Regions from separate parts of the Mus musculus genome. Here regions 1 and 3 are each linked to region 2. Evidence: chromatin loops called from intact Hi-C (ENCODE). Cell type or tissue: left cerebral cortex. All regions are shown on one strand. Each heading gives the region's core, and the rest is flanking DNA. Links, peaks and the distances in the headings are about the cores only. Region 1 has its middle 20 kb from the start of Mmp13. Region 2 overlaps Gm31751 (a long non-coding RNA gene). Region 3 has its middle 32 kb from the start of Dcun1d5.

Evidence for each region. Hi-C counts contacts between places; a loop is a spot of excess contacts. Peaks named below come from ENCODE experiments on the same cell type or tissue, not always from the same donor. Only the 100,000 strongest peaks of a DNase experiment are listed, where the experiment ranks them.
Region 1: a loop joins it to region 2, with 8 times the contacts of the local background. A loop is called at or near these places in 6 of 42 quality-filtered maps.
Region 3: it touches region 2 in a loop (10-fold over the local background); 34 of 42 quality-filtered maps call a loop at or near these places.

What each region holds. Positions count from the first base shown.
Region 1 is chr9:7,287,355-7,297,771 of GRCm38, reverse strand. No RefSeq gene overlaps it. Among named protein-coding and RNA genes, the nearest start is that of Mmp13, 20 kb to the right of the region's middle. In left cerebral cortex, for the core only: a CTCF peak has its summit at 5,441 (motif pointing left); a DNase peak (open chromatin) is centred at 5,453.
Region 2 is chr9:7,590,404-7,600,820 of GRCm38, reverse strand. All of the region lies in intron 2 of Gm31751 (a long non-coding RNA gene), which reads left to right. Among named protein-coding and RNA genes, the nearest start is that of Gm31751, 24 kb to the left of the region's middle. In left cerebral cortex, for the core only: a CTCF peak has its summit at 5,362 (motif pointing right); a DNase peak (open chromatin) is centred at 5,394; H3K4me3 peaks cover 391 bases; H3K27ac peaks cover 419 bases.
Region 3 is chr9:7,210,942-7,221,358 of GRCm38, reverse strand. It overlaps a transcript of Dcun1d5 not described here. Among named protein-coding and RNA genes, the nearest start is that of Dcun1d5, 32 kb to the right of the region's middle. In left cerebral cortex, for the core only: a CTCF peak has its summit at 4,926 (motif pointing left); DNase peaks (open chromatin) are centred at 4,427 and 4,918.

The DNA.
Region 1 (10,417 bases), core at 1,551-9,550, 300 kb after region 2:
CTGGAAAGATACCAGGTACCAAAGTTGAATCAGGATCAAGTTGACCTTCTAAACAGTCCCATATCCCCTAAAGAAATAGAAGCAGTTATTAATAGTCTCCCAACCAAAAAAAGCCCAGGACCAGACGGGTTTAGTGCAGAGTTCTATCAGACCTTCAAAGAAGATCTAATTCCAGTTCTGCACAAACTATTTCACAAGATAGAAGTAGAAGGTACTCTACCCAACTCATTTTATGAAGCCACTATTACTCTGATACCTAAACCACAGAAAGATCCAACAAAGATAGAGAACTTCAGACCAATTTCTCTTATGAATATCGATGCAAAAATCCTTAATAAAATTCTTGCTAACCGAATCCAAGAACACATTAAAGCAATCATCCATCCTGACCAAGTAGGTTTTATTCCAGGGATGCAGGGATGGTTTAATATACGAAAATCCATCAATGTAATCCATTATATAAACAAACTCAAAGACAAAAACCACATGATCATCTCGTTAGATGCAGAAAAAGCATTTGACAAGATCCAACACCCATTCATGATAAAAGTTTTGGAAAGATCAGGAATTCAAGGCCCATACCTAAACATAATAAAAGCAATCTACAGCAAACCAGTAGCCAACATCAAAGTAAATGGAGAGAAGTTGGAAGCAATCCCACTAAAATCAGGGACTAGACAAGGCTGCCCACTTTCTCCCTACCTTTTCAACATAGTACTTGAAGTATTAGCCAGAGCAATTCGACAACAAAAGGAGATCAAGGGGATACAAATTGGAAAAGAGGAAGTCAAAATATCACTTTTTGCAGATGATATGATAGTATATATAAGTGACCCTAAAAATTCCACCAGAGAACTCCTAAACCTGATAAACAGCTTCGGTGAAGTAGCTGGATATAAAATAAACTCAAACAAGTCAATGGCCTTTCTCTACACAAAGAATAAACAGGCTGAGAAAGAAATTAGGGAAACAACACCCTTTTCAATAGTCACAAATAATATAAAATATCTCGGCGTGACTCTAACTAAGGAAGTGAAAGATCTGTATGATAAAAACTTCAAGTCTCTGAAGAAAGAAATTAAAGAAGATCTCAGAAGATGGAAAGATCTCCCATGCTCATGGATTGGCAGGATCAACATTGTAAAAATGGCTATCTTGCCAAAAGCAATCTACAGATTCAATGCAATCCCCATCAAAATTCCAACACAATTCTTCAACGAATTAGAAGGAGCAATTTGCAAATTCATCTGGAATAACAAAAAACTTAGGATAGCAAAAAGTCTTCTCAAGGACAAAAGAACCTCTGGTGGAATCACCATGCCTGACCTAAAGCTTTACTACAGAGCAATTGTTATAAAAACTGCATGGTACTGGTATAGAGACAGACAAGTAGACCAATGGAATAGAATTGAAGACCCAGAAATGAACCCACACACCTATGGTCACTTGATCTTCGACAAGGGAGCTAAAACCATCCAGTGGAAGAAAGACAGCATTTTCAACAATTGGTGCTGGCACAACTGGTTGTTATCGTGTAGAAGAATGCGAATTGATCCATACTTATCTCCTTGTACTAAGGTCAAATCTAAGTGGATCAAGGAACTTCACATAAAACCAGAGACACTGAAACTTATAGAGGAGAAAGTGGGGAAAAGCCTTGAAGATATGGGCACAGGGGAAAAATTCCTGAATAGAACAGCAATGGCTTGTGCTGTAAGATCGAGAATGGGACCTAATGAAACTCTGCAAGTTTCTGCAAGGCAAAAGACACCGTCAATAAGACAAAAAGACCACCAACGGATTGGGAAAGGATCTTTACCTATCCTAAATCAGATAGGGGACTAATATCCAACATATATAAAGAACTCAAGAAGGTGGACTTCAGAAAATCGAATAACCCCATTAAAAAATGGGGCTCAGAACTGAACAAAGAATTCTCACCTGAGGAATACCGAATGGCAGAGAAGCACCTGAAAAAATGTTCAACATCCTTAATCATCAGGGAAATGCAAATCAAAACAACCCTGAGATTCCACCTCACACCAGTCAGAATGGCTAAGATCAAAAACTCAGTTGACAGCAGATGCTGGCGTGGATGTGGAGAAAGAGGAACACTCCTCCATTGTTGGTGGGATTGCAGGCTTGTACAACCACTCTGGAAATCAGTCTGGCGGTTCCTCAGAAAACTGGATATAGTACTACCGGAGGATCCAGCAATACCTCTCCTGGGCATATATCCAGAAGATGCCCCAACTGGTAAGAAGGACACATGCTCCACTATGTTCATAGCAGCCTTATTCATAATAGCCAGAAGCTGGAAGGAACCCAGATGCCCCTCAACAGAAGAATGGATACAGAAAATGTGGTACATCTACACAATGGAGTACTACTCAGCTATTAAAAAGAATGAATTTATGAAATTCCTAGCCAAATGGATGGACCTGGAGGGCATCATCCTGAGTGAGGTAACACATTCACAAAGGAACTCACACAATATGTACTCACTGATAAGTGGATATTAGCCCAAAACCTAGGATATCCAAGATATAAGATACAATTTCCTAAACACATGAAACTCAAGAAAAATGAAGACTGAAGTGTGGACACTATGCCCCTCCTTAGAAGTGGGAACAAAACACCCTTGGAAGGAGGTACAGAGACAAAGTTTGGAGCTGAGATAAAAAGATGGACCATGTAGAGACTCTCATATCCGGGGATCCACCCCATAATCAGCTTCCAAATGCTGACACCATTGCATACACTAGCAAGATTATGCTGAAAGGACCCTGATATATCTGTCTCTTGTCAGAGTAGGCCTGGGCCTAGCAAACATAGAAGTGGATGCTCACAGTCGGCTATTAGATGGATCACATGGCCCCCAATGAAGGAGCTAGAGAAAGTGCCCAAGAAGCTAAAGGGATCTGCAACCCTATAGGTGGAACAACATTATGAACTAACCAGTACCCCGGAGCTCTTGACTCTAGCTGCATATGTATCAAAAGATGGCCTAGGCGGCCATCACTGAAAGAGAGGCCCATTGGACACGCAAACTTTATATGCCCCAGTACAGGGGAACGCCAGGGCCAAAAAAGGGGAGTGGGTGGGTAGGGGAGTGGGGGTGGGTGGCTATGGGGGACTTTTGGTATAGCATTGGAAATGTAAATGAGCTAAATACCTAATAAAAAATGGAAAAAAAAAACAGTGAGAAAAGGAAAAAAAAAAAAAAAAGAAGATAAAGTGGGGAATAGCCTTGAACACACTGGCACAGGAAAAGTCTTAAACAGACACCAATAGCACAAGCAATCAATTGGATCTCATGAAATTGAAAAGCTTTTGTAAGGCAAAGGATACTGTCAATAGGAGAAAAGGCAACCTGCAAAATGGAAAAGATTTTCATCAACTCCACATCTAACACAAGGCTGATATCCAAAATAAAGAACTCAACAAACTAGACATCAACAAACCAAGTAACTCAATCACAAATGGTGTATAGATCTAAACAGAGAATTGTGGTATGCATTTTGGGGGCCAGCTCTAGTTCCATGTCATCCACTGTTTCCTTCTCAGGATGTCCAGATGCAGATGGAAGTATAAAGCAAAGTTCAGAACATGTGAGGATCTACAGGATCCTGGAAGTCAGTACCTGCCAGCCAGGGACTAGAGGGTTGGGGGAGAAGTCCTCCAAGGATCTTAGTGTTACAGTTCTGTTAAGCAAAGGCCTTCTCCAATGATCTTCAAAGAAACAGCTCCTGAGATGATCTTACCTTGTGTGCATACCTTTATTTGGGGTGGGTTTGAGTGTATACACTTTATTTGAGATGAAACAAAGGTATACATGGACCTTGGTGCATAGGAAGGAATTTTCAGGGTATGCAAAAATCATTGGCTAGAGTTTTAGAACTCTGTGGATGCCTCATTTGCCTGGAGAGGCATTCCAGGAATTTCAGGTGCTTGCTGGACAGTTTCTTACCTGGAGAAAGGAAGCTTAACCTGTATTCTCACAGAGGCTATGTGACATTCTGCAAGCAGAGTATATAGGTGTTTTGGAATCTCCAGATAAGGTCAGAGAAGAAGAAGCCCTGCTGGTAAAGAGAACTATCTGGACAATGGTAGACTTTGACCTTAATTAGCAGAGCTCAGCATAGAATTCTCAATAGAGAAATCTCAACTGGCTGAGAAATACTTAAATATTCGAAATCCTTTGCAGCTTTATTTATAATTGCCAGAAACTGAAAACAACATAAATGCCTCAACTGAAGAACCAATAATAAAAATATGGTATATTTACACAGTGATATAATACTCAGCTGCTAAAAACAATGACTTGATGAAATTTGCAGGCAAATGGATAGAAGTAGAAAAAAATCATCCAGAGTGAGGTACCTCAGATCCAAACATGATATAACATATAAACGCAAATTGGCTCATTAGTAAAGCCTGGTACAATCTACAAATCCAGAGAGGCTAAGTAACAAAGAGGGCTCAAAGATCAGGCAGGGACTGTATGTATGGATGGTCCTGGGAAGGAATAACAGAATAAATTTTGCAAGTGGACTGAGATATGTGAGAATGGGAACAGCATTTATGCAGTGGAATTTGATCTATTCAGGCTTTTAACTAGAAAATAAATTTTATTTCTTAAAGAATCTATTTTGGCTGAGCAGAGTGGTGGACACCTTTTATCCCAGTACTTGAGACACAGAGACAGTGATCTGTGAGTTCAAAGCCAGCCTAGTCAATATAGAGTAGCCTGGTTTGCAAAGTGAGAACATATCCAAAACAAACAACTAAGCAAAAGCATATAATTTTAAGGAATAAATTTGACAATTTAGGACAAGGAAGACATTACGAGAAAATTACCAAGATGGCTATATATAAGTTGTAAGCTCAGGAAACTGACTCCTTGGAGGTCATTGATAGGTGCAATTGCTAACCAAATAAGCATTTGTAAATCAAAGGTATGCAGTTCAAAACGTCAGGCCCTCCACATCAGGAAAACTAGGCTGTGTGGGAAAGAAAGCTTTTTAACACTGAACGCCTTCTTTCTATCCCCAATTACTCATTTTATTTCTTTCTTTGGAAAACAAGGTTTAGTATCATAGCCTGGCCACTTGGTTCTTCTGTCCCCTTGTTGCAAGAGCCATCTGGTCTGGTCTCACCGTGTGGCACTGGTTGGATTAAATACAAGCCAGTGTTGACTCACAAGCCCCAACTCTCAGGGGCTCATGCCACAGGCTTTGGTGGCTTTGTATGATATGCCATCATGTCTTTTATATAAGTGACAGAGGCATGTATGGACTAAAAAATCCTTAAAAACGTGTTATTCAACTCATAAAAGCCAAACCTCATGTAAAGTCAATGATATAAAGTTAGGAGTAACTTGGTCAACAGTTGGGCCAAGTTCTTCAGAATTTTTAAGAGGCCTTTCTGGTGCCATCTGGTGGTACTGTGAATCCAGCAGCCATGTGGTGGATCCTTAAGTGGAAGCTATTTTCTTCCTGTGTAGAGGCTTCCCTGTGTTTTGATTCCCATGCATGTATGGAAAAGTGTATGGAGGCAGGAGGTTGCTATTGAGTGTCTTCTTCAGTCACTTTCCACTGCATTAATTGAGGCAGGATCACTCAGTTATATGTGGAGCTCTTTGTTTTACTTAGGGGACCTAGGGATTTCCTACCTTTCCTTCCCAAATTAGAATTACAGGAGATTGTCACACCCACCCAACATTTACGTGGGCTCTGAGGATCCAAATTTTGGTCTTCCCTTGCATGGCAGGTGATTTGCCTACTGAGCAATCTCCTCAGCCCACTGATACCATTTTTAATTAAAAATGAAAGCTCCCCTAGAATAAATAACCCTGGCTTTCAACTTGACTAGATTGAGAAACAACTAAAATGGCAATGAAGTATAATTCTGAGGATGTCTTTAAGGTTATTTCTGGAACAATTGGGACAAATGTCAAGGGGACTGAGTCGAAAGATCGATCCTGAAGGTGAGCTTCATTGTGGGACAAGCTGGGTGCCTGGGAAAGCAGAAATGAAAGGAATGATGCTCATGTGGACACCCACATTCATCTTCCTGAGGGTGGTGGAACTGCAGTGACCCTTCCTGAGGCACCGTGAGACACAGCAGACTGGAACGGAGGCTTCACCTAAGAAGGACATCCTCAGTGTTCCTACATAGGTGAGTTCCATGTCTCAAAGGAATGGCTGATGATCACCTACCACCTACCACACAACCAAATCAGTGTGTCCATTAAATGACTCAATTACTAAGGACCAGATATCACATGCCGTTGGGTTGAATGGCCCAATATTGCTCCTCCTTATAAAAGGGAGAGGAAGAGGAAGATGGAAAGGAAGAGGGAGGAGGAAAGGGATCCATTCATTTATATTTGGCATTGTGACTTACTTGAAAGATAGAAGAAAGAATTCACATTCAGCCAAAGTCATCCTTTAAGCACTCTTTTAATGTACTTTTGGGTTTCCAGAGGCTGATTCCACCTGACTCCAGTCTGGTTTTCTTCACTGGTCTCCTTAATCTCTGCTCACTTGGACATTATTAGCTCAGGTACCTTGCCACGTTATGTCTTTTTTACCCACTCCCTGGTGCACTCAATGCTTCCATAGGGGCCATGGTTTCCTGAGTCTTGTCACAGTATACTCTATCTCATCAATGTTTGTCTCCTCGAAGAGAACAGGAGTTCCAAGAAAGTAACAAGACTTTACCTCCATTTTCCCCTTAGCTTCTACTTAAACTTCTGGAATGTGACAGGCATTCTGCCAAATTTTATTAGATGGACAAAGTATGATTTCTTCTAATAACAACCCTTAGGAATCAGGCATCTCAGTGAGCTGTCAGAAGTGAAAAGCATACTTATTGCAGAACTGGTAAAGAGATGAGCAGCACTTTCTAGCTACCCAGTCATCACTGCTGTCCTAAAGAGCACCGGACTACTGAACTAAGTTTTATCTTGGTAGCAGAAGGAAAAATTTAGGAAGGAATCAAATTTCTTTCATTAGTGAATAGTGTTTAACAGATACTTACTAAATATTTAGAAATGTGCAAATCTTAAGAAAGTAAAGGGCCTCAACTTTCACACACACACACATCCCTAAGATGATTTCAATAACATATGGATTTCTGGGGTCCTTTGCCCATCTCTTAATGTTCTCTATGTTCTCCATATTCCCCAAGTTTACTCAAACTGACAATTCTCTCCTTTACAAATGAGGAAAGCAGGGTCCACACAGATTTAAAGGCACAGGCAAAACTTAACTCAGAGCATGCATGGACATTGTCCTGATCCCAGCCTATTCCTTCCTAGCAGGTACTCTCATAGGGAGGATGCTGAGCAATGTAAAGGAGTTGTCTGGGGAAACAAAGGAAGGGCTCATCAGTGCCAGATCTGTAGCTGTAGTTGAATAACTTGGTCAAATCCCCCAGCAGCCACAGTGCAAGTTCCTGAAAACCCACCACAGTGCTCTGAATTCTCGAATGAAAGACACACATCCGGGCCACCTTGGGCACGAACTCGGTGGACGGTCCCATGGTCCCCAGAGGAGTCTCCACTCAATCTTAGGATCACTGGTGAGTGAAACACAACATCTGTTCCAAACCAATTTTGATGGGCCTGTGCCAGCAGCAGGGACGCAGGAAACCCACTTGACCAGGGGCTCAGGTCCCTTCTAGTTGGCGCCAGCTCTGAGCCACCTTAGGCGCAAACTCAAGGGACAGTCCCACAGTCCTCAGAGGACTTTTCATGCCGCATGCGCCCTAGCACGCCCAGAATCTTAGGATTATTGGTGAGTGGAACACATCTGTTCCAAACCAATCATGACAGGCCTGTGATAGCAGGAGCAAGGACACGGAGCTCTGCCAGAGCAGCAGCTCCAGTTCCTTCTGATCTATGCTGGTATACCTTGGTTTTGAACACACAAGATAGCTCCACATTCCCCAGAGGAGACACCACGTCTAGGTGCTGTAACACGCCCAGGATCTTAAGATTCCAGGATTCTAGGATAACAGGATCTTGGTCACAGCAGGATCTCAGGGTCTCAGAGGAAGTTTGACTGCCAAGAACTCTGAGAACTCTGACACACCCAGAATCTCAGGTTCACAGGATCCTGTATTTACAGGATCACAAAGAAAGCTGGACTCTGAGGAGTCCATAATCAACAAGGATTATAGGAAGGACAGGCTCCAATCAGATATATTGAGGGCAATAATCAGATGGCAGGAGGCAAGCATAAGAACAGAAGCAACAGAAACCAAGTTTATTTGGCATCATCAGAACCAAACTCTCCCACCATAGCAAGTGCTGGATACACCATCACACCAGAAAAGCAAGATATAGATCTAAGGTCACTTCTCATAATGATGATGGAGGACATTAAGAAGGAAATAAATAACTCCCTTAAAGAAATACAGGAAAACACACGTAAATAGCTAGACGCCCTTAAAGAGAAAACACAAAAATCCCTTAAAGAGTTACAGGAAAGCACTGGCAAACAGATGAAAGAATTGAACAAAACGATCCAGGATCTAAAAAAATAAAGAAATCACAAAGGGAGACAACTCTGGAGATAGAAATCCTAGGAAAAAAATCAGGAACCAGAGATGTGAGCATCAGCAACAGAATACAAGAGATGGAAGAGAGAATCTCAGGTGCAGAAGATTCCATAGAAAACATGGGCACAACAATCAAAGACAATGCAAAATGCAAAAAGATCCTAACTAAAAACATCCAGAAAATCCAGGACATAATGAGAAGACCAAGCCTAAGGATAATAGGTATATATGAGAATGAAGATTTTCAACTTAAACCGCCAGCAAATATCTTCAACAAAATTTTAGGAAAAAACTTCCCTAACCTAAAGAGAGAGAGATGACAATGAACATACAAGAAGCCTACAGAACTCCAAATAGACTGGACCAGAAAAGAAATTTCTCCTGACACATAATAATCAGAACAACAAATGCAGTTGTTGTAAATAAAGATAGAATATAAAAACCAGTAAGGGAAAAAGGTCAAGTAATATATAAAGGCAGACCTATTAGAATTACATCAGACTTCTCACCAGAGACTGTGAAAGCCTGGACAGATGTGATCCTGGACAGATGTCATACAGATTCTAAGAGAACACAAATGCCAGCCCAAGCTACTATACCCAACAAAACTCTCAATTACCATAGATGGAGAAACCTAGGTATTCTATGACAAAACCAAATTCATACAATATATTTCCATGAATCCAGCCCTTCAAAGGAAAATAAAGGGAAAACTCCAACACAAGGAGGGAAATGGCACCCTAGAAAAAGCAAGAAAGTAATCCTTCAACAAACCAAAAAGACGACAGCCACAAGAACAGAATGCCAACTCTAACAACAAAAATACCAGGAAGCAACAATTACTTTTCCTTAATATCTCTTAATATCAATGAACTCAAATTCCCAATAAAAAGACATAGACTAATAGACTGGCTACATAAACAGGATCCAACATTTTTCTGCATACAGAAAACCCACCTCAGGGAAAAAGACAGACACAATTTTAGAGGGAAAGGCTGCAAAACAATTTTCTAAGCAAATGGTCTGAACAAACAAGCTGGAGTAGCCATTCTAATATCAAATAAAATTGACTTCCAACCCAAAGTTATCAAAAAAGACAAGAAGGGGCACTTCATACTCATTAAAGGTAAAATCTTCCAAGATGAACTCTCAGTCCTGAGTATCTCTGCTCCAAAGGCAAGGGCATCCACAGTCATTAAAGAAATGCAAGTAAAGCTCAAAGCACACATTGCACTGCACACAGTAATAGTGGGAGACTTTAACACCCCACTCTCATCAATGAACAGATCCTGGAAATAGAAACTAAACAAAGAAACAGTGAAACTAACAGAATTTATGGAACAAATGGATTTAACAGATATCTACAGAACATTTTATCCTAAAGCAAAAGGATATACCTTCTTCTCCACACCTCATGGTACCTTCTCCAAAATTGAACATATAATTGGTCACAAAACAGGCCTCAACAGATATAAATATATTGAAATTATCCCATGCATTGTCTCAGATCACCATGGACTAAGGCTAACCTTCAATAACAACATAAATAATAAAAAGCCAACCTTCACGTGGAAGCTGAACTCAATGATACCTTGGTCAAGGAAGAAATATTGAAAGAAATTAAAGACGTTCTAGAGCTGAATGAAAATGAAGGCACAACATACCCAAACCTATGGGACATAATTAAAGCAGTCCTAAGAATAAAACTCTTAGCTCTGATTGCCTCCAGAAAAAAATTAGAAAGAGCACACACTAGCAGCTTGACAGTACACCTAGAAGCTCTAGAACAAAAGGAAGTAAATTCACTCAAGAGGAGGAGATGGCAGGAAATAATCAAAGTTAGGGATAA
Region 2 (10,417 bases), core at 979-8,978:
TGGGGCATATAATGTTTGCAATACCAAGGGGCCTCTTGTCCCAGTGATGGCTGACTAGGCCATCTTCTGCTACATATGCAGCTAGAGATACGAGTTCTGGGGGGTACTGGTTAGTTCGTATTGTTGTTTCACATAGGGTTGCAGACCCCTTCAGCTTCTTGGGTGCTTTCTCTAGCTTCTCCATCGGTGGCCCTGTGTTCCATCTTATAGATGACTATGAGCATTCACTTCTATTTGCCAGGCACTGGCATAGCCTCATACGAGACAGCTATAACAGGGTCCCTTCAGCAAAATCTTTCTGGCATATGCAATAGTGTCTGGGTTTGGTGGCTGATTATGGAATGGATCCCCGGGTGGGGTAGTCTCTGGATATTCCATCCTTTAGCTTAGCTAAAGTCTTAGCTCCAAACTTTGTCTCTGTAACTCCTTTCATGGTATTTTGTTCCGTTTTCTAAGGAGGAATGAAGTATCCACCCATTGGTCTTTCCTCTTCTTGATTTTCTTGTGTTTTGCAAATTGTATCTTGGGTGTTCTATGTTTCTGGGTTAATATCCACTTAATCAGTGAGTGCATATCACGTGACTTCTTTTGTGACTGGGTTACCTCACTCAGGATGATATCCTCCAGATACATCCATTTGTCCAAGAATTTCATAAATCCATTGTTTTTAATAGCTGAGTAGTACTCCATTGTGTAAATGTACCACATTTTCTGTATCCATTCCTCTGTTGAGGGTTCTTTCCAGCTTCTGGCTATTATAAATAAGGCTGCTATGAACATAGTGGAGCATGTGTCCTTCTTACCGGTTGGGACATCTTCTGGATATATGCCCAGGAGAGGTATTGCTGGATCCTCCGGTAGTACTATGTCCAGTTTTCTGAGGAACCGCCAGACGGATTTCCAGAGTGGTTGTACAAGCTTGCAATCCCACCAACAATGGAGGAGTGTTCCCCTTTCTCCACATCCTTGCCAGCATCTGCTGTCACCTGAGTTTTTGATCTTAGCCATTCTGACTGGTGTGAGGTGGAATCTCAGGGTTGTTTTGATTTGCATTTCCCTGATGATTAAGGATGTTGAACATTTTTTCAGGTGCTTCTCAGCCATTCGGTATTCCTCAGGTGAGAATTCTTTGTTCAGCTCTGAGCCCCATTTTTTAATGGGGTTATTTGATTTTCTGGAGTAAACTGACTGTTCTTAATGATAACTGGTGCTCATTTTCATCATTATGCACTTTAAAGTGATAGTCTTTGTTAGCCTTTAGTTTACGGCCGTAAAGATAGTTCTGAGGCCTAAGAGGGCTCATGTCCACATTCATTGAGTCTTCCATGAGGTGGAGGCACACACTTCAGTGTTCCACAGAACAGACACACAGGATGGAATCATGTCAAGGCTAAAAATTTAAGTTTTATTTGGCCAGGTTATTTTGCCTTTTCATGATGATCTATGGGGTTTATGACTCAGGCAGGGAAACAAAAAAAGAAAAAAATTAAGATGTCCTTTTGTGCCATTTTAATGCTCTACCCTAATTCCAGTTCAGATCTGTTTTACTCCAAGTGTACTCTGGAGGTTCTAAGGAGAAGCATCATTTCAGAGCCCTTGGCCCCACCCAAGTTCCAGAGATAAGCTCACCCTTCCCTCCCCCTGTGGGTTGCTTCTTCAGGTGTTTGGTCACACAAAAAGAAACTAACAATGTTTTCCTTCACTAGGCCCCAAATCTGGAACAGAGAGATTGATCAATGGCAGCTCTTCTCCTGTAAGAAGTATAAACCAGGAACTGTATCACAAACAGGTGCCAGGGCACTCTGGTGGAGTCAGCTTGTGAGGCAGAAATGCCAAAAAGCTGCTCATGAGAAATGAATTTCTAGTACTCTCCTCCTGGATGACTGGCGAAAGTCAGCTCTTCAGTTTGGGTCAGTTTGGCAGGCGAAAAGCCTGGAAGCTGTTCCACGAGGATAAGAGTTCTATGGAAATTTTCCTCCCGGAGTTATGGCGTTTTTTTTTCCCTTACCCATAATAATCAAATTTCCACTACATTAGTCTAGTGTATAGATTCACGTGCACTCTATTAAGCATTGCCTTATAGTAAATGCCTTTTAAGATTGTATTCTAACATAGCTAAAGCCTTTTCCCAGTGTTCTTAGACTCCAGATAGCAGCAAGGAGCTTAACCCATTCAGTAGCTAATAAAGCACTAGCCATTAATTCAGATGTCTGCAAATAGAGTCTAAAATTCTCACTGAGATAGAAATTCGTATTACAGACTACATTCCATGCCAAGAGCAAATTAGTATACTATACTGAAAATGGACAGTCTCCAGATATAGATAAGAATTAACGAGGCCTAGAGAATTTTGGGGTCAGTGACACTACATTAGTCTTGAGGCGTATCAAGAGTTAACTATCCTGAGGCTATTAACTCTAAGTGTAAAACTCTTGCCTGGCAGAAAGTGCTAATCTCTAAGGTAAACATTTATCTGGTCCCTACAAATTCTCTTTGTAGTCACTCCCTTTGCATCTGTGTTAATCTCTAATGTTAAACGTTTATCTGGTTCCTTTTGAAGTCACTCCTTTTGCACCTGGAAAAATTCAATGTGCCTTTTTCTGTTATGATTTGCAATTTACTCTGTATTATAAAAGTCTGAGGCTCGACTGGAACATTACATTCAGATTAAACACCTCTCTTGTGTGTTTGGCTGTCTGTCACTACATCCTAATCTTGCCCATCTACTCTAGAGACTCTTTCCTACGCAGGCACAGGGGCCCAGAGGGTCTGTGGCAAACAGGAGCAAACTGGTCCCTTCCAGCCAGCCAACCCTAGACATCATGGTGGGAAGATGCTTCCTGCTGAAGGGACTGAGGTAGCAGAATAAACTCCACTTTAGACTCCATTCTAAATTAACTTGCCCTCATAGAGGCATGGCCAATGAAGAGACAAAAAGCAGCAGGACAGATTCCATCTTGTCTTCTAAACTCTATTTTAAGCTGCTATCCTTGGAGAAAACCTTAGAGTGATATGGCTCCTACCCTTGAGGTCTGAGAAAAATCATGAAATGTGCTTGATGATAGTAAAATAGACACAGCAGCTGCAGCTAGCTGATAACAACAGAGTGGGCTAAGAGAACACAAGTCTTTCCCTGGTCAAGATGCCCCTTTTCAGGTGTGTGGTCTTTCCTTGTGGTCTGAGCAGATACTATCAATTTGAAGGTTAACATTCCTTTACCCATTTACCCAATCATGTAACACCAAGGCTTGAAAGCCCCAGCTTGCAAACCTTTCCTATATAAATCCTAAACCCCTAGACCCGAGGGTCACTTTCCTAACCTGTTGCTTGGGTTTGTGACCCAAGCTCGAGCTTGAATAAGGACTCTCGTGTTCTTGCATTGGAGTTGTAGTTCCTGATGGTCTCTTTGGGGTTTTTGCAATCTGGGTACAATACTGCTCTTGGACTATCATAATAGACACTCTTTCCAAATCATGTATCAAATTAGTTTAATGAGGGTCCACAAACTTTAACCAGATCCAGACTCTCAGGGTTTGGTTGCCAATGGACCTTTTTAGGCAAGATGTTTCACACTGCTCTGGGTTCATTTATCTGCGGGATCCACAGTCTCGCCACCAGCCAAGACTGTGCTGTAGTCTGTTGGGTCCGGGTGCTGTTTGTGAAGCAGGCTTCAACTTCATAAATATATGGCACGTAAACAGGGAACTTGCATGAGCGGCTACCTGGGTGGAAGCTAGATGCCTTCATCTAGATCCTGAAGTAAAATTTATGAAATGAGATCTAAGAACAGTCAAAGGACTGGGGCCTCCCCACCTAGAGTCAGAGCCAAGAACAGTTAAAGGATTGGGGGCCTCCCTCCTATTTCCTTGCTCTCAGTCTTCTCAGAGCTTTACCACAGTAGCCATGATGGAGTTAGATGAACAAAGGGGACATAATGGATGGGCTGGAAACGCGCCAACTATGGTGTCTGCAAATTCTGACCTTCAAGCCAACAATGCATAGCTTAGGGCCCTACACTGTAATGGATACTTTAGAATGTCAACTTATCGATAAATACCCGGGGTACTAGCTTACAAGCTCAGCACTCAAAAGACAGATAGGAAAATTTTAAGTTTAGGGCTAGCCAAGTCTACATGGGGGACTCTGTTTCCAAACAGTAGCAGCAGCAGCAGCAGCAGCAGCAATAACAATGGGGGAAGAAACTCAACCAAGAGAGAGGTAAGGCATATTCTGGCTTTGAGTTCCAGAGGTTGTAGTCCATGGCTGCAGGAGTTCGTGGCTTTTAGACATGCAATAAGGAGAGAGTCTGCAGTTGTAAACCTGTTTATATCATGGCAGCTGGGGAAGAAAATGTGAGGGAGGGGGGAAGAAGAGGATAGAAAATCTGGGGTCCTAATATCCTCTTCAAGGGCATGTTCCCAATGATGTTAAGTTGCTTCTGCTAGAAGCTATCTCTTAAGAATATGCACATATATATGTATATATACATAAGTATATATGCCTATACATATATATGTAGAGAGATAAATAATAAATATAATTATTTATTATATAATTTCTCTATATATACACATACATACATACATACATACATACATACATACATATGGAGAGAGAAGCTTTGTATTGGGCTTACAGATGTATCTAGCTTTGGAGAAAGTCTTAACTGCATGAGAACTTTAGAGGAAATTCAGGATTCAAATAATTCTACTTGGAAACCTATTAGAGATGCAAATTCTGGAATTCATTCAAGACTGACTAAATCAGAAAATTTAGCCATGGGATAGCTGTGCCTGTTTAAAACAAGCTCTCTAGGTAATTTGGACTCTCTCTCTCTCTCTCTCTCTCTCTCTCTCTCTCTCTCTCTCTCTCTCTCACACACACACACACACACACACACACACACGCATGCACGCACTACACTAACAGTCATTTCAGAATGGAGCAGAAGTGAGGGCTATTGAAAAAGAGTCGGGGAGCACACGGGGCTTGGGAACTTGCTAGACACACCTATCAGGCCCTGCCCTCCCAAGATTTTGACCTAATTGTACAACAATTGATCATTTCTTTCTGTTGATTCTCGTTGCATCAGTGATTCATAATCTCAGCTTTAAAACACTTAAATGTGGAGAGAAAGATGCACCCTGTTCACCTTTGTGAGGTGAAAGCCACCAGCAGCTGAACTGTGGATTGAGAAGAGAACCAGGCCACCTTAGGTCAACCCCTGCACAGCCTAGGGTCAACAGGTTTAGCTGTGTTTGCCTCAGCTTACAGGCGTTGGCACACAGGCTAGGTTCTGCTTGTGGGGCATGGACCAGCTGCAGGTCAGGGCGGGAGAGTCTTGGTTCTGCTCATGATCACTAGATGGCAGCACTGGACTTCAGCTTCCACAGGAAACATCCCGAGCCTGCACAGCCAGGCTCTGCTGTCTGGTGCCAACTCCAAGCTTTCGGTTTCATAATCCTTAGAGGCTTGTGCATATCGGCACCAACACAGGGAGCACAGAAGGCACAAGCGAGGCTATGATTTATTTCCTTGTTTCGCTCCAACATGTGATCATCTCATTACATACACTCCTCTGGCCTCCTTGGTCTTGGTCAGTGTTGTGGACTCTCTCTTGCTGGGATAAACACTCTGATCAGAAGCAACTTGGGGAGGGAGGGTTTATTTGGCTTACACTTCCAGGTCATGGTCCACCATGGAGGGAATCAGAGAAAAGCAGGAGATTGAAGCAAAACAATGGAGGAACACTGCTTGCAGGCTACCTCTCTAGCTCACTCAGTCACAAGCTCAGCTAGCTTTCTTATACATGGCCTTCTTAAGGATGGTGCCATCCACAGTGGACTGGGTCCTCCCACATCAATTAAGAATCAAGGCAGTGTCTCACAGACATGCCTGCAAGCCAATTCTCAATGGAGGCTTTCTGCTCAGATGACTCTAAACCTTGTCATGTTGACAACAGAGCTAACTTGGACAGACACTGTACTGACTATATAGAAGCCAAAGACACATCCCATACATTAAGTTGTGTGTGTGTGCTCGTGCACATGCAAAGGAGGCTAAAACAACCTGCAACAGCAACAAAAGTACAAACTGAAGACAGAGATTGTTGTATAGAAAGGAATCGTAGTCAAAAGAAGATGACCCCCCAGTCAACGCATGCAAATATGAGCCCCGTCCTTGCCATTGGTGAACATGCAGCTTAGTTTTCTCCTCTGTCACTGAGTGGATGGAGAACACGTCTGTTTTCTTCCTTTTCTTGAAAGGTTAAAAACTACACAATATTACAGACATGCCAAAAATTAGTGAAATACAATCTACTTGAATATTCCTATAGTTCAGGTCTACTCAAAATCCCGCAGCACACTGCTCTCAGTCAACTTTACCGTGAGTGGAGCGTGAAGCTTCCATAGTGTTGTATTACTTTTTCTGAGATGTGAAGAAATGTTTGTCCACCCTAGACAGAGTCAAAGTTAGACTAAAGCAGTAGCTCTCAACCTTCCTAATGTGGAGACCCTTTAATATAGTTCCTCATGTGGTGACTGCTAACTATAAAATTAGTTTGTTGCTACTTTATAACTGTAATTTTGCCATTGTTATGAATCATAATTCAGATATTTGATATGCTGGGCCCAAATCAGCTGTCGCTCACAGGCTGAGAGCTGGTGGAGTAAAGAAACAACTCCATTCATGTCCAGCATGATGAACCAGTTAGTAAGACTTATAGGGACCTGGGTGAGGAATTACTTATAGGCATATGGATGACCCCAAGCCCATCATTGAGAAATTCTACCAGAGCATGGGTGAAGAAGATCTCTTGAATGGTATTAGTGGAGCCTGATCCTGTCTACTTAGCTTTCCATGTTTTGTATACTCCATGTCATGTGCAGCTAGGGCTGGGTTGTAGAGACCCTCCCCATCTACTTCTACAAGGAAAGCTAACTATGGGTTTAGTCTTGTGAGGCTCTGTGAATGTGGGCAAGCATAGCTGTATTGACTGTAAGGGAACAATGGTTTGTCATGGCAGGAGAGCTGAGTTCCGCAGCTAGCTCATGGGTTCTCCGGAACCTCTTTGTTGATTGCCTTCTGCAGGAATGTCTTCATGAGGGGACCTTGGTGTCAGAGTCAGCATCATCTGAGTTATCACTGCTTGTCCTTTGTAGTGTTACAGAATTGCTTAATGGGAAATGCAGTGTGCTTCTCTTTCTTTACACACATTGAGAAAAGAAACCACAACAATAATGAAATTAGAACACCGTGAAACACATTGCAAAAAAGCCAGGAAACTCATTGCAATGGAGCCTGCTAGGTTTTGCTGCAAGTGAGCAGGAAATCACTTTTTTTTTTTTTTTTTTTTTTTTTTTTTTTTTTTTTTTTTGGTAGAAAGTAGCTTGGTGAGTGGAGGGCTCTTGTTATTCCTAGGAAGGTGGTGAGTGCAGTACAGGCTGGGAGAGCCTTCATGTTCCAGAAGACTGTAGATGAAAATAGATGACACAAGATTTGGATTCTAACATCATCTTTGGCTTTAAGTGAGAAAAATAGGTCCTCTAAGCACCATATCTTGCTTTTAAAGCAATAACTACATGCCTGGGGAGAGCAGTTAGTAAAGTACTTGCTGTGAGTTTGATCCCCCAGACCCCAAATCTAGGTAGAGACGCAGAGCTGGGGAATTCAAGGAAGGTAGCTCCTCAGCCAATGGGAGAGCTGGCAGAGCGGCAGATGCTCCTAGGCACTTAGCTTCTCCAGCCCCAAGTCTATTTTTTATTTATACTTAAAATTCATTCTCTGAGAATATAGTTTTTCACACAGTATATTCTTATTATGGTTTCCCTTCACCAAACTCCTCCAGACCCTCTTCCCCGACTTTTGCACTTCCAAATCCTCTCTCTCACTCATATTAGAAAAAATTCAGGTATCTAAAAATAATAAAATAAGATAAAATAAAAACAAACAAACCAGAATAGGACTAAACAAACAAGCAAACATGCTAATAAAATAAGCTTGAAAAAAAGCACAAGAAACACATAGAGTCAGAAACACATATCTTTGAACTAACAAAAATCCTACAAAAATTAAAAATTGGAAACCACAATATTAAGCAAAAGACCTGAAAAGTTAAAAGAAAAGCAAGCCCCAAAAAGCAATATGACAGAAAAAAAAATCCTCCAAATATATGCTATTGAGTTTATTTTGGTTTCGGGATCAGAGTAATTGTGGCCCCTTAAAAAGAATTAGGTAATGTTTTCCTGTTTCTAGTTTGCAGAATCATCTAAGAAGTATCAGTTTTACATTCTTCTCTTTTTTGGTAGAATTCTGGGCTGAATCTATCTGTTTTTTGTTTGTTTGTTTGTTTTGTTTTTGTTTTTGTTTTTTGTTTTGGTTTGTAGACATTTAATTATTGCTTCTATTATACTAAGGATTATTTGTCTGTTTAAATTGCTTATCTTATCTTGGTTTAAATTTGGTAGGTGGAATAGATCAAGAAATTTATCCATTTATTTTAGTTTTCCTATTTGGTTGTGTACTGATTTTCAAAGCATGTCCTTATGATCTATGGGTTTCCTTGGTGTCGGTATGTTCCCCTTTTTATTTCTAATTTGTTAATTTGGATGTTCTATCTCCACTTTTTAGTTAATTTGGCTAAGGGTTTGTCAATCTTACTGGTTTTCTCAAAGAACCAGTTCTTTGTTTCATTGATTCTTTTTATTGTATTTTGTTTGTTTGTTTCTATTTTATTGATTGATTTTAGCTCCACATTTAATTATTTCTTGCCATCTACCCCTTTGGGGGATGACTACTATTTATACCCACCCACCTATCTTTCTTTCTCTCTCTCTTTCTTTCTTTCTTTCTTTCTTTCTGCTCTGGATCTTTCAGTGCTGTTAAGTTACTAGTATGAGCTCTTTCCATCTCCTCTGTGTGTGTGTGTGTGTGTGTGTGTGTGTATGTGTGAGAGAGAGTGTGCGTGTGTAGATACTTTGCGTATAAACTTTCCTCTTAGAGCTGCTTTCATTGTGTCCAATGGGCTTAGGCATGTTATATTTTCAATTTCATTCAATTCTAAAAAGTTTTAAATTTCTTTCTTAATTTCTGTCTTGATTTATTTTTCATTCAGTAGAGAGTTGTTCAGTTTCCTTGAGTTTGTAAGGTTTCTGTTGCTGTTGATATCCAACTTTAATCTGTGGTAGTCTGATACAATGCATGGAGTTATTTCAATTTTCTTGTATTAGTAGAGACTTGCTTTGTGTTGAAATATGTGGTCAGTTTTGGAGAAAGTTACATGAGCTGCTGAGAAGAAAGTATATATTTTTTGTGACTATCTTTTAGTTCCATTTGGTTCATAACATCAGCTACACCAGCATTTTTCTGTTTAATTTTTGTGTTAATGACCTGTCTATTAGCGAGATTCCAGTATTGAAGTCCTCCACTATCAGTGTGTGAGGGTCAGTTTGTGATTTAATATAATATATAGTAGAGTTTCCTTTGTGAACTTGGGTAGCCTTATGTTTGGTGCATAAACGTTAAGAATTAAAATGTACTCTTGGTAGAATTTTTCTTTGATGAGTATGTAATATCTTTCCCTATATCTTCTGGTTAGCTTTGCTTTGAAGTCTATTTTGTCAACTGTTAAAATGGCTACACCAGCTTGATTCTTAGGTCTATTTGCTTGAATTATATTTTTCCATCCTTTTACCATGAGATGATGTCTATCCTTGATATTAAAGTGTGTTTCTTGGAGGCAGCAGGATGATAGAATTGTTTAAATTCAGTATGGTAGTCTGTGTCTTTTTATTGAGGAATTGAGGTCATTGATATTGAGAGTTATCAAAGAGCAGTATTTATTGATTCCTTTTATTTTCTTATAACGGTGTAGGTTTCCCCCCTCATTTGACTTGCTGGTCTTGTATAACTTATTTCCTTTGATTTCTAGAATGTGGTTAACCTGATTGGATTTAAATATTTTTTTAAGTTATCTCCTTCTGTAGAGTTGGATTCATAGATAGACACTGATTAAATTTTGTTTTAATTTGGAGAGTTATTCTTTCTTCATTTATTGTGACTCAGAGTTTTGCTGGATATAGTAATCTGGAGTGGCATCTGTGGTCTTAGAGTTTGTAGAACATCTGTCCAGACTTTCTGGTTTTTAGAGTTTCCATTAAGAAGTCAGGTGTAATTCTAATAGTTCTAATATATGTTACTTGCTCTTTCTCACTCAAACATTTAATATTCTTTCTTTGTTCTGTACATTTAGTGTTTTGGTTCTTATGTGGTCAGGGGACTTTCTTTCTGGTCCAGTGTGTTCTATAAGCTTCTTGTACTCTGGTCACTATCTCTTACTTTAGGCTATGGAAATTTTCTTCTGTGATTTTGTTGAAAATATTTTCTGTGCCTTTGACCTGGGTTTCTTCTCCTTTAC
Region 3 (10,417 bases), core at 1,361-9,360, 380 kb after region 2:
TTAAGGAAGACAGTTTCAGCAGTTTAGTTTCAGTCAGACCCTGAAAAGCTAGAAGCAGAAGCAGATGTTAGTGCAGACACATAGGAAGGACAGGAGGGAGAATAAATGAAGGCGAAACTGAGAAAGCAGAGGAGTGTCAGGAGGGGACATGCTGCCCCCAGCAGGCAGTGTGGGATGGGCTCCCTTACACATACACACTAAACACATGCTTTCAAAAATCGTCAAAATGTACTTAACCGTAAGAATTTGGTTATCGCCATACTTTATAACCCATGTCCTTGGACAGCACGCTCTCAACAAGTATTTTCTGAATCAAATCAATGTCACTTCTACAGTGGCTTCTATTGTATCCTGTAGCCACTGTGAACAACAGTGTCAGGTTAGGTAAGGAAAGGCACCCAAGACTGGGTCCAGATAACAATTACTACGTTACAGTTGAGGTCATAGATACATAAAATCAAGCAAAGAGAAAAATGTATATTCTTTAAATGACCTTTATTGATTTTATATTCTAAAACTGTTACATACTGATTTTATTACAGAAAAAAAAAAACAATAAGAGAAAAACTCTGTTACCCAGAAGTTATCATTTTTTACAGTCGGTGCTCAACCTTTCCAGTCTTTTCCTTGTACATGCCCTGTTTTAAAGCACACTATCACATTGTTTATGGTGATTTAAAATGTCATTTTCACTCGCTAATATGGCATGGTATAAGATGGTATAACACTCCAAGGTGCGTTAGAAGTTACATTGCAACATTTATATAACTGCCCCAAGTTAAAAATATTTTTCTCCAGGATACATTTGTAACCAGAATGGCTAGGTAAAAGGATATGAAAGCTGCTAAGAGTTTTGAATATATCTTCTTAGGTGCCTTATAAAAAAATGCTATGCTAACTTGAAGTTCCTTCAGCAAAGCATAAGAACTATCCCTGTGCCATCAGCAATGGACAGTCATTAAAATACATGCCATTTAAGGATAAAAATATTACAGTTAATAAGCATTTCTTATATTCATTTGTATTAAATAGTAGTTCAATATGAAAAAATGGAATGATAATGTGTACCACAGAGAACAAAACTACACAGGTTGGCTAACAGGTCTCATGAGCAAATTATCTCATTTATTTACTTGCTCCATTGATTAGTGCTTTTTCCATAGTGAGTATAGTTCTAAGCATTGGGAACAAGTATAGCAAAGATCTATAGGCCTGCTCTTGAGCTCGCAGTTTAGTAAGGTAGGACGGTATGTGATAGGCTATCCCAGTCTAGCATTGCCAGCACTCTATACAGGACTCATGGTGGATCAAGGTGGGCAGAAGGAATGGGTACTTTTATTTTCTAAAAACAACCAGACCTCAGAGTAGGGATGGAGACTTCAATGATTATGAGAGGCAGTAGATACATGGAGGATACTAGAGACAGAATGGTGTTGTGCCTTCTAGACACAAGGAATAATGCCATAAATCCATTCTTTATAAAGTTAGAGCCCAAGTCATGCCTCTAGATTAAGAACAATCAGATTTCCCCTCATTCAACTGATAGCAATCAACTTTTCTCCAATTACTTCCTAATATAGACAAATCAACGTAATTATCTCATGACCAAACTTAAGACAAATCATCGGTAAATAGGAAGATGACTCACTAAGTCAAGTGGCCTACCATCAAGGATGAAGCACTCACTCAAGGAAGCTTTCCTTCTGAAGAATTTTTTCTGCTGGGGTTATCTTGCAGTTTGCTTTTTTTCAACAAAGTAGCATCATTAGAAAAATGCCTGTATGAAAATGATGACTTACTCAGTTCTGATTTAACTTCAGAGTTCCAGGGATTTCCGAGTGATCCAGTTTCTTTCCTAGAGCTCACGGCTTTAATGACAGGGGTAGGAGCCGGCCTTAAGAGTGGCTCTGTTCATCAATTAGTATCATGCACTGATTGTTATTTAACAAATTATCAGAACCCACTGCACCCAAAGTAAAGCATTAGGCATTATGGGGGGCTTTAGAAAACAAGACAGGTTACCAGTGTGCATCCTCAAAACTCCAGTTCCCCCACCTCCAAAGTCTCATCTGCCGAGAAGTCACAGACGCTCATCTTGTAGCTTGTTGTTCACGTTATTCAACTATTAAGAACTGAGAACATACTGAGGGGGTGTCTTCAGTCATGAAATAATTCATTATTCATTAAGAAGACCTCAGACCCTGGTGACATGCATACTTTCATCTATTTGGTTCAGCCAACATTTCCAGCAAACTCTTGAGACAAGACACTATGTTAGAAACTTAAGACATGCTTTTCATTCTTAAGAATGTGTAAGAAACAGGTAGACATTTTGTGTAAGAGTTCATTAGTTCACTCATGTCACTAAGCAAACTTCTAAATTACTAGCCACGAGCATAAGCAGATTTTTCAAGAAATTTACAGCATTGGAAGGATGATAGTCATGTATATTCTCACAACAAATACATTATGAAGTGAATAACTCAATGAATACCTTATGAACTGAATACCTTAGCAGCTTTCTGAGCTTTGTCCTCTTGGGGATCATAAGCTTCAAAAGAGTTTAGAAAAAACATGGTGGCCCCCACCTATAAATCCAGCACTGAGGCTGAGGCGCGGGAGGCAGAGGCAGGACTGTTTTGAGTTTGAAGCCACTTTGGCCTAACATAGTATGTTCCAGGCATCCCAATTCTAGGAGACTGCCAAAAACAAAACAAAACTAAACAAATACAAAACCAGTTTAGGAACTATTCAAGTTTATCTTATATAATAAAGAATATAGCAACGTTTTAGCTTCAAACTATTGACAGTCAATCATTTTGTCTGTTCCATATCTGCTGGATACTTGTAGTACCTTCTCTTTTTGGCATAACTCTAGATAATGAATCTAAAACAAGGCTAACATACTCTATCGTTCTAGAAAGTTCCCAGTGAGACTTGAAGCACTTGTCATCATATGCAGATCAAAACAATGCCAGATACTTCCTGACTTTATGTAAGGACGTAATAGAAATTTCTAAATAGAAATCTAGAGTTTCTCCACTCTGTGAAGTACAAGTGGGCACAAAGTGGTGCTCAAAGCACAGCAACTAGAAAGGTAGTGGTCCTTTGAAAGTTAGGAAATAGTACAGGTGAGTGAAGAAGACACAGAGCTCCCTGGTCCAACCAGAACACTTAGTTATTTTAAGAAATTGTACTTCTGGTAAAATTTCTTTTGAAACAGTGTTATCTAATTTTAAAAAACAATTGATTTAAGAGAAGTAGTAAGACATTAAAATACTTTGTTTCATAAAATTCTTCCTGTGCAGTGTAAATGGACAGATTTTTAAAGATAACTATAGCAGTTAAGGCTTGTGTATTCATTCCAAACACAATCTAGACCAGTGGTTCTCAATCTTCCTAATGCTATTCTTTAACGCAGCTCCTCATATTGTGGTGAACCCCAACCATAAAATAATCTCATTGCTACATCCCAACTGTAATTTTGCTACTGTTATGAATAGTAATGTAAATATCTATTTTTCAAACCTCTAGATTTCCCCTGTGAGAGAATTGTTTGACCACAAAGGGGTTCCGACTCACAGGTTGAGAACTGCTGCTCTAGACTAAGAATCCCACTTACTTATATTTAACCACTTCTTAAGAACCACTGAACCATGTCAACTGTACTAACAGAGGAAATAATTGGTAAACATCATTGACATTAGGGGCCAAGTTTTTCTTACATTACCAAATGCATCTATAAGTGGACCAACTCTTTCAAATGATTTTATGTAACTGCTAGCATTTATTGAACACATATCCAGCAAGTTCAACTGATGCTTGATTCAGACTGGAGAATAGATAGTCTGCACGGTATTGCCTTGTCCTGATAAATAAGGATGTTACAAAGATCTTCATGTACAAAGAAATTCAAGAACTAGCATGAGGAAGAAAGAATGCCCAAAGGTGCAGAAAACCAGTCCTGAATGTGAGAAGACCTTCCTAGTGAAAATTGTGAGAAAGAAGAGGGTTCATTCACTGCAGATGTTATATTTCACCTTCAACTTCTCCAATAAAAGTCAGATTGGAAATCCGAGGACTGTAAAAAGGCTAGAATTTCCTTTCCACCGTTGACAATGCTTTTGGTTTTTATTTATTTTGTTTCCTACTAAACATTACAGTCTAATAGTCAATGTCTAATAACCTTTATCCATAGGTAAAGGTTGTTAGAGAAAATAAGAAAAGACAGAAGTATATATTCATATCTTCAGACACAATGATAGGAAAGCTTCCCTAGACGTGTGAAAACAGGTTTGTATAAGCTGTGATGCTTTGTATCTACATATTCAAACAGTGTGGATTAGCCTAAATGCCAAGCACTGTGATGGGTACTTGCCAGCACCAAAGACTAACGGGTCAGGATCTCTAAAACTGAAGAGAACAGATATTTAGTACACAGGTGCAAACTCTGGAGCGCTGGGAATGCTTGTACAACAGCTTATTTACATAGGTACTCACTTGGATATGGTTTTGCCTTGACTCCTATTACAAGATCAGCACAGTTAGGAGCTAAATCTGTTTTCTGAATAAATATTTTCATGTACAAGATTTTCTTTAATTAGCTCCATATTCTGTTCCATTTATATGTTTCTATGTTCAATCCATTATCATATCTGAACATAACTACAGTAAATGATACTTGTGTTTTCCTTGGATTTTATATGGAGATATATAATAACATCAACAACTAACTCCCTCTCCCTCAAAATCAGTCTTATTTTGTACTTTCAGAATAATAAGAAAAAACCCACAGTGGATGGAAAACTTGATTCTAAAGAGACTAAGACATTCATTTACTGAGGTTGAATGTTTAAGATTAAGCTAGCTTAATTAAATTCACTCAGTTCTTCACAATCCAGAAGCAGGCAAGGCTGCCCTCTAGTGCTAAAACTATCGAATTGAATCAGAAGGCATTTTCCAACTACCAGAAGTGAATTAGCATAGTATTCTTAAAACGTAAAACTGTATTGTTCAGAACAAAAAGTTTGAAATAATAAAATGACACATATCCTTTTAATGTACCATTTGATTATATATTTGGTAACTATTATCAGTATTGCTTTAAAAATCCAAGTGCTTCATAACATTAGGGGGTGTGCTGTGTCTGAGAATGTTAATATTACATCATTACTTGAAAAAGAAATTAAAGAAATTACCTTCCAACAACAACAACAACAACAACAAAGCGCAGGGCCAGAAGGGTTTAGTGCAGAATTCTATCAGACCTTCAAAGAAGACCTAATACCAATACTCTTCAAACTACCCCACAAAATAGAAACAGAAGAAAGACGACCCAATTTGTTCTATGAAGCCACAATTGCAGCTTATACCTAATCTACACAATCCCAACAAAGAAAGAGAACTTCAGAGCAATTTCCCTTATAAATATTGATGCAAAAACATTTAATAAATTTCTCACAAACTGAGTCCAAGAACACATCAAAACTATCATTCACCACGATCAAGTAGGCTTCATCCCAGGGATGCAGGCATGGTCAATATACAGAAATCCGTCAATGTAATCCACTACATAAACAAATGCCACAACAACAATAATAATAATAAAAAAAACCAAACCACATGATCATTTCATTAGATGCTGAGAAAGCATTTGACAAAATGTAACATTCCTTCATGTTAAAAGTCTTGGAAAGATGAGGAATTCAAGGCCCATATTTAAACACAGTAAGAGCAATATACAGCAAACCAGTAGCCAACAGCAAATTAAATGGAGAGAAACTTGAAGCAGTCCCACTAGAATCAGGGACTAGACAAGGCTGCCCTTTCTCCCATTCTATTCAATATAGTACTTGAAGTCTTAGCCAGAGCAATTAGACAACAAAAGGTCAAAGGGATACTAATTGGAAAGGAAGAAGTCAAAATATCACTATTTGCAGATGATATGATAGTATAATTAAGTGACCCTAAAAATTCCACCGAAGAACTCCTACAGCTGATAAACAACTTCAGCAAAGTGGCTGGATATTAAATTGACTCAAACAAATTAGTAGCCTTCCTATACTCAAAAATACACAGGCTAAGATAGAAATTAGAGAAACGACACCCTTCATAATAGTCACAAACAACATAAAATATCTTGGTGTGACTAACCAAGCAAGTGAAAGATCTGTATGACAAGAACTTCAAAAGTCTCTGAAGAAAGAAATCGAAGACCTCAGAAGATGGGAAGTTCTCCCATGCTTGTGAATTGGCAGGACTAATATAGAAAAAAATGGCCATCTTGCCAAAAGCAACCTACAGATTCTATACAATCCCCATCAAAATTCCAACTCAATTCTTCATAGAGCAATTCTCAAATTCATTTGGAATAGCAAAAAACCAGGATAGCGAAAACTGTTCTCAGTAATAAAAGAACTTCTGGGGCAATCATCATTCCTGATTTAAAAAAAAAAAACCAAAACAAAACAGCAACAAAAAACTGCATGGTATTGGTACAGACAGGCAGGTAGATGAAGAATAGAACTGAATATCCATTCTTTTTTTTATTAGCTATTTTCTTTATTTACATTTCAAATGCTATCTCAAAAGTTCCCTATGACCCCCCCCCCCCCCGCTCCCTTACCCACTCACTCCCACTTCTTGGCCCTGGTGTTCCCCTGTACTGGGGCATATAAAGTTTGCAAGACCAAGGGGCCTCTCTTTCCAGTGATGGCCGACTAGGCCATCTTCTGCTACATATGCAGCTAGAGACACAAGCTCTGAGGGTACTGGTTTGTTCATATTGTTGTTCCACCTATAGGGTTGCAGACCTCTTCAGATCCATTCTTATCTCCTTGTACAAAGCTCAAGTCCAAGTAGATCGAAGACCTCCATATAAAACCAGATACACTGAGTCTTATGGAAGAGAAAGTGGGGAAAATTCTCGAACACATGGGCACAGGGGAAAATTTCCCGAACAGAACACCAATGACTTATGCTCTAAGATCAAGAATCGACAAATGGGACCTCATAAAATTGCAAAGCTTTTGTAAGGCAAAGGGCACTGTCAATAGGACAAAACGGCAACCAACAGATTGGGAAAAGTTCTTTACCAATGTCACATCCAATAGAGGGCTAATATCTAATATATACAAAGAACTCAAGAAGTTAGACTCCAGAGTACAAAATAACCCTATTTAAAAATGGGGAACAGAGCTAAACAGAATTCTCAACTGAAGAAACCCGAATGGTCGAGAAGCACATAACATCTTTAGTCATCAGGGAAATGCAAATCAAAACAACCCTGAGATTTCACCTCATAGCAGTCATAATGGGTAAGATCATGAATTCAGGTGACAACAGATGCTGGTGAGGATGTGGAGAAAGAGGAACACTCTTCCATTGATGGTGAGATTGCAAGCTGGTACAACCACTCTGGAAATCAGTCAGGCGGTTCCTCAGAAAACTGGACATAGTACTACCTGAGGACCCAGCGTATACCTGGCATATATCTCCTGGGCATATACCCAGAAGATGCTTCAACATGTAATAAGGACACATGCTCCACTATGTTCATAGCAGTCATATTTATAATAGCTAAAAGCTGGAAAGAGCCCAGATGTCCCTCAACAGAGGAATGGATACAGAAAATGTGGTACATTTACACAACGGAGTACTACTCAGCTACTAAAAACAAAGACTTCATGAAATTCTTAGGCATATGGATGAAACTTGAAAATATCAAGTGAGTGAGATTAATTCAGTCACAAAAGAACACACATGGGATGCACTCACTGATAAGTGGATATTAGCTCAAAAGTTCAGAATACCCAAGATTCAAATCACAGACCATATGAAGCCTAAGAAGGAAGACCAAAATGTGGATGCTTCAGTGCTTCTTAGAAGGGGGACCAAAATACTCACAGGAGGAAATATGGAGACAAAGTGTAGAGAAGAGTCTTAAGGAAAGGCCATCCAGAGACTGCCCTACCTGGGGATCAATCCCATATACAGCCACCAAATCCAGATGATATTGTGGATGTAGGTAAGTGCTTGCTGATAGAATCCTGATATGGCTGTCTCCTGAGAGGCTCTGCCAGTGCCTGAGAAATATAGAGGTAGAGGTTCTCAGGGAACCATTGGACTGAGTGCAGAGTCCCCAACGGAGGAGTTGGAGAAGGGACCGAAGGAAGTGAGGCTGTTTGTAGCCCCATGGAGGGAGCAACAATGTCAACCGGTCACCTGCCCTGGAACTCTTGGAGAGTGGATCACCAACCAAAGAATAAACATGGAGGGACCCATGGCACTGGCCTCATATGTGGCAGAGGATGGCCTTGTTGGACATCAGTGGGAGAAGAAGCCCTTGAGCCAGAGGGTGTTTGATGCCCCAGTGTAGGGGGATGCCAGGGATGGAAGACAGGAGTGGGTGGGGAAGCATCCTCAGAGAAGCAGGGGGAGGAGGGATGGGATAACGTTTTCTAAGGGAGGACCTGGAAAGGGGTAAACATTTGAAATGTAAATAAAGAAAATATCCAATAAAAAAAAAAAAACCCAAAAAACAAAACAACAACAACAAAAATACTAGGTCCTGCTCCTATGAAGGATGTGGGCACTTAAAAAAATAAAAGAAAGAAAGAAAAGAAAAAAAAAATCAAATCACGAAACTACTCTAAAATCCCACAAGTCTTATCAGTTCAGCTCTACTATCTGGTTGTACTTAGCTTCTATATGAATTTAGTCCTCAATTAAAGCAGGCATATACACTATGGCTTTCAAATGGATCTGATACATGCTTTAGTATACCATATTAAAATATCCAGCTGTTTCCTATACCATCAACCTGGACAACTAACACGCTCTTCTACACACATATGTCAAAACTGCTTAACCTCAAGCATGCTCTTCTGAGTCATTGCATCTCAGTAAGTGCTTAACTTCCTTCATGGGACCGCAAGGCCCAATACCTTGAAACCACTTTCCTTCACACCCCATACTCACAACATACATCACATCGTATTTGGAATCTGATCACTTCTATTGACTTTGGCTTTTAAGTACATTTTTTATCTTTCTGTAATCCCTTTAATGAGAACTCCAACTGCTATGAGAAGTCAGTGAGAAGTCTTTAGAAAAGACTGTAATGCCATGTGATTAGCTACAATCAGGCCACAACTATTAACCCCAATCTCTCACTTCACTTTTTAATGTTTGTGAATACTGTTATAAAGCTGCATCATCTCCTGGCCTCAATATAGCACACTACCAGCTCATCACAGCCTCAGTATATACTCTTCTTTTTGCCTAGAATACTCCAACCAAACATACACTGTCCTCATTCATTTCCTCAGGTCTCGGCTGAGTTTTAACACTTACTGTGGTCTATTTAAAATGGCAAATATCTCTCAGGGCCAGAGAGATAGGTCAACAAGCAGATAAAGGCACTTGCTGCCAAGCCTGAGGACATTCGCTTGAGCCCTAGGAGCCAGAGTGGAAGCAAAGAACCAACTCCCACAAGTTGCCACCTTACTGCATTGCTTGTTTCACAGGCATGCATACATACACACAGACACACACACACACAGACACAGACACACACACACACACACACACACACACACACACACACACACACAAACTTTAAAACAGTAACTTTACATTAACACACTGTCCATCCTTCATCAGCATATTTCTCTAAAATAGCCTCATTACCATACTTACCTGTGTATTTCATGTACCTTAAAATGAAATTGCCATACAGATCCCAGACTATGTATTTTATGCTCTGCTGTATAGTCAGGCAAAGAAGTTCTTGATAAAAATCAGAAAGCTGAGATTTGTTGCTTACTGATCTAGTCTAAAAAGAATAATATATAAACAAACACATGGTAGAGTAAAAAGCAAGTATATTAAAATATGCCACAGTAAAGTGATTTTTATTCTTATTTCTTTGCCACTACTAGGTATTGAACTGAAGACCACAAAAATACTGTTCAAGAACTTTACCACCGAGCTACATCCCCCTGTAGTAAGAAAATGAACTACTGAATCACTTTTCGTTTATATACCAAGATATATTTACTTAACATCTATTATATGCTAGGGACTGGTGTCCATTTGCAATTCTTTACAATACTGATAGATACTACCAATACGGCTTTCCAGATGAAGCTGCAGGTGACAGGCAAGTAACTTACCTAAAGTGACACAATGGTATTCAAGAAAAGGGAAGAACCTGAGACACTCTGATGTTTCTTCTGGGAACTTACAAGGAACAGTATAGGTACTCTACCATCATTCAAAAACTTTACTTGTAAGTATGTTAAGTTAGTAATTCTAAGTGTTGCATGACAAGCTATTACAAGTATTATGTTTCCGTCTTTGCATGGTTCAAATGTGACTAGCAGCATCATATGAAGAGCAGTGTTCTTTGCACTAA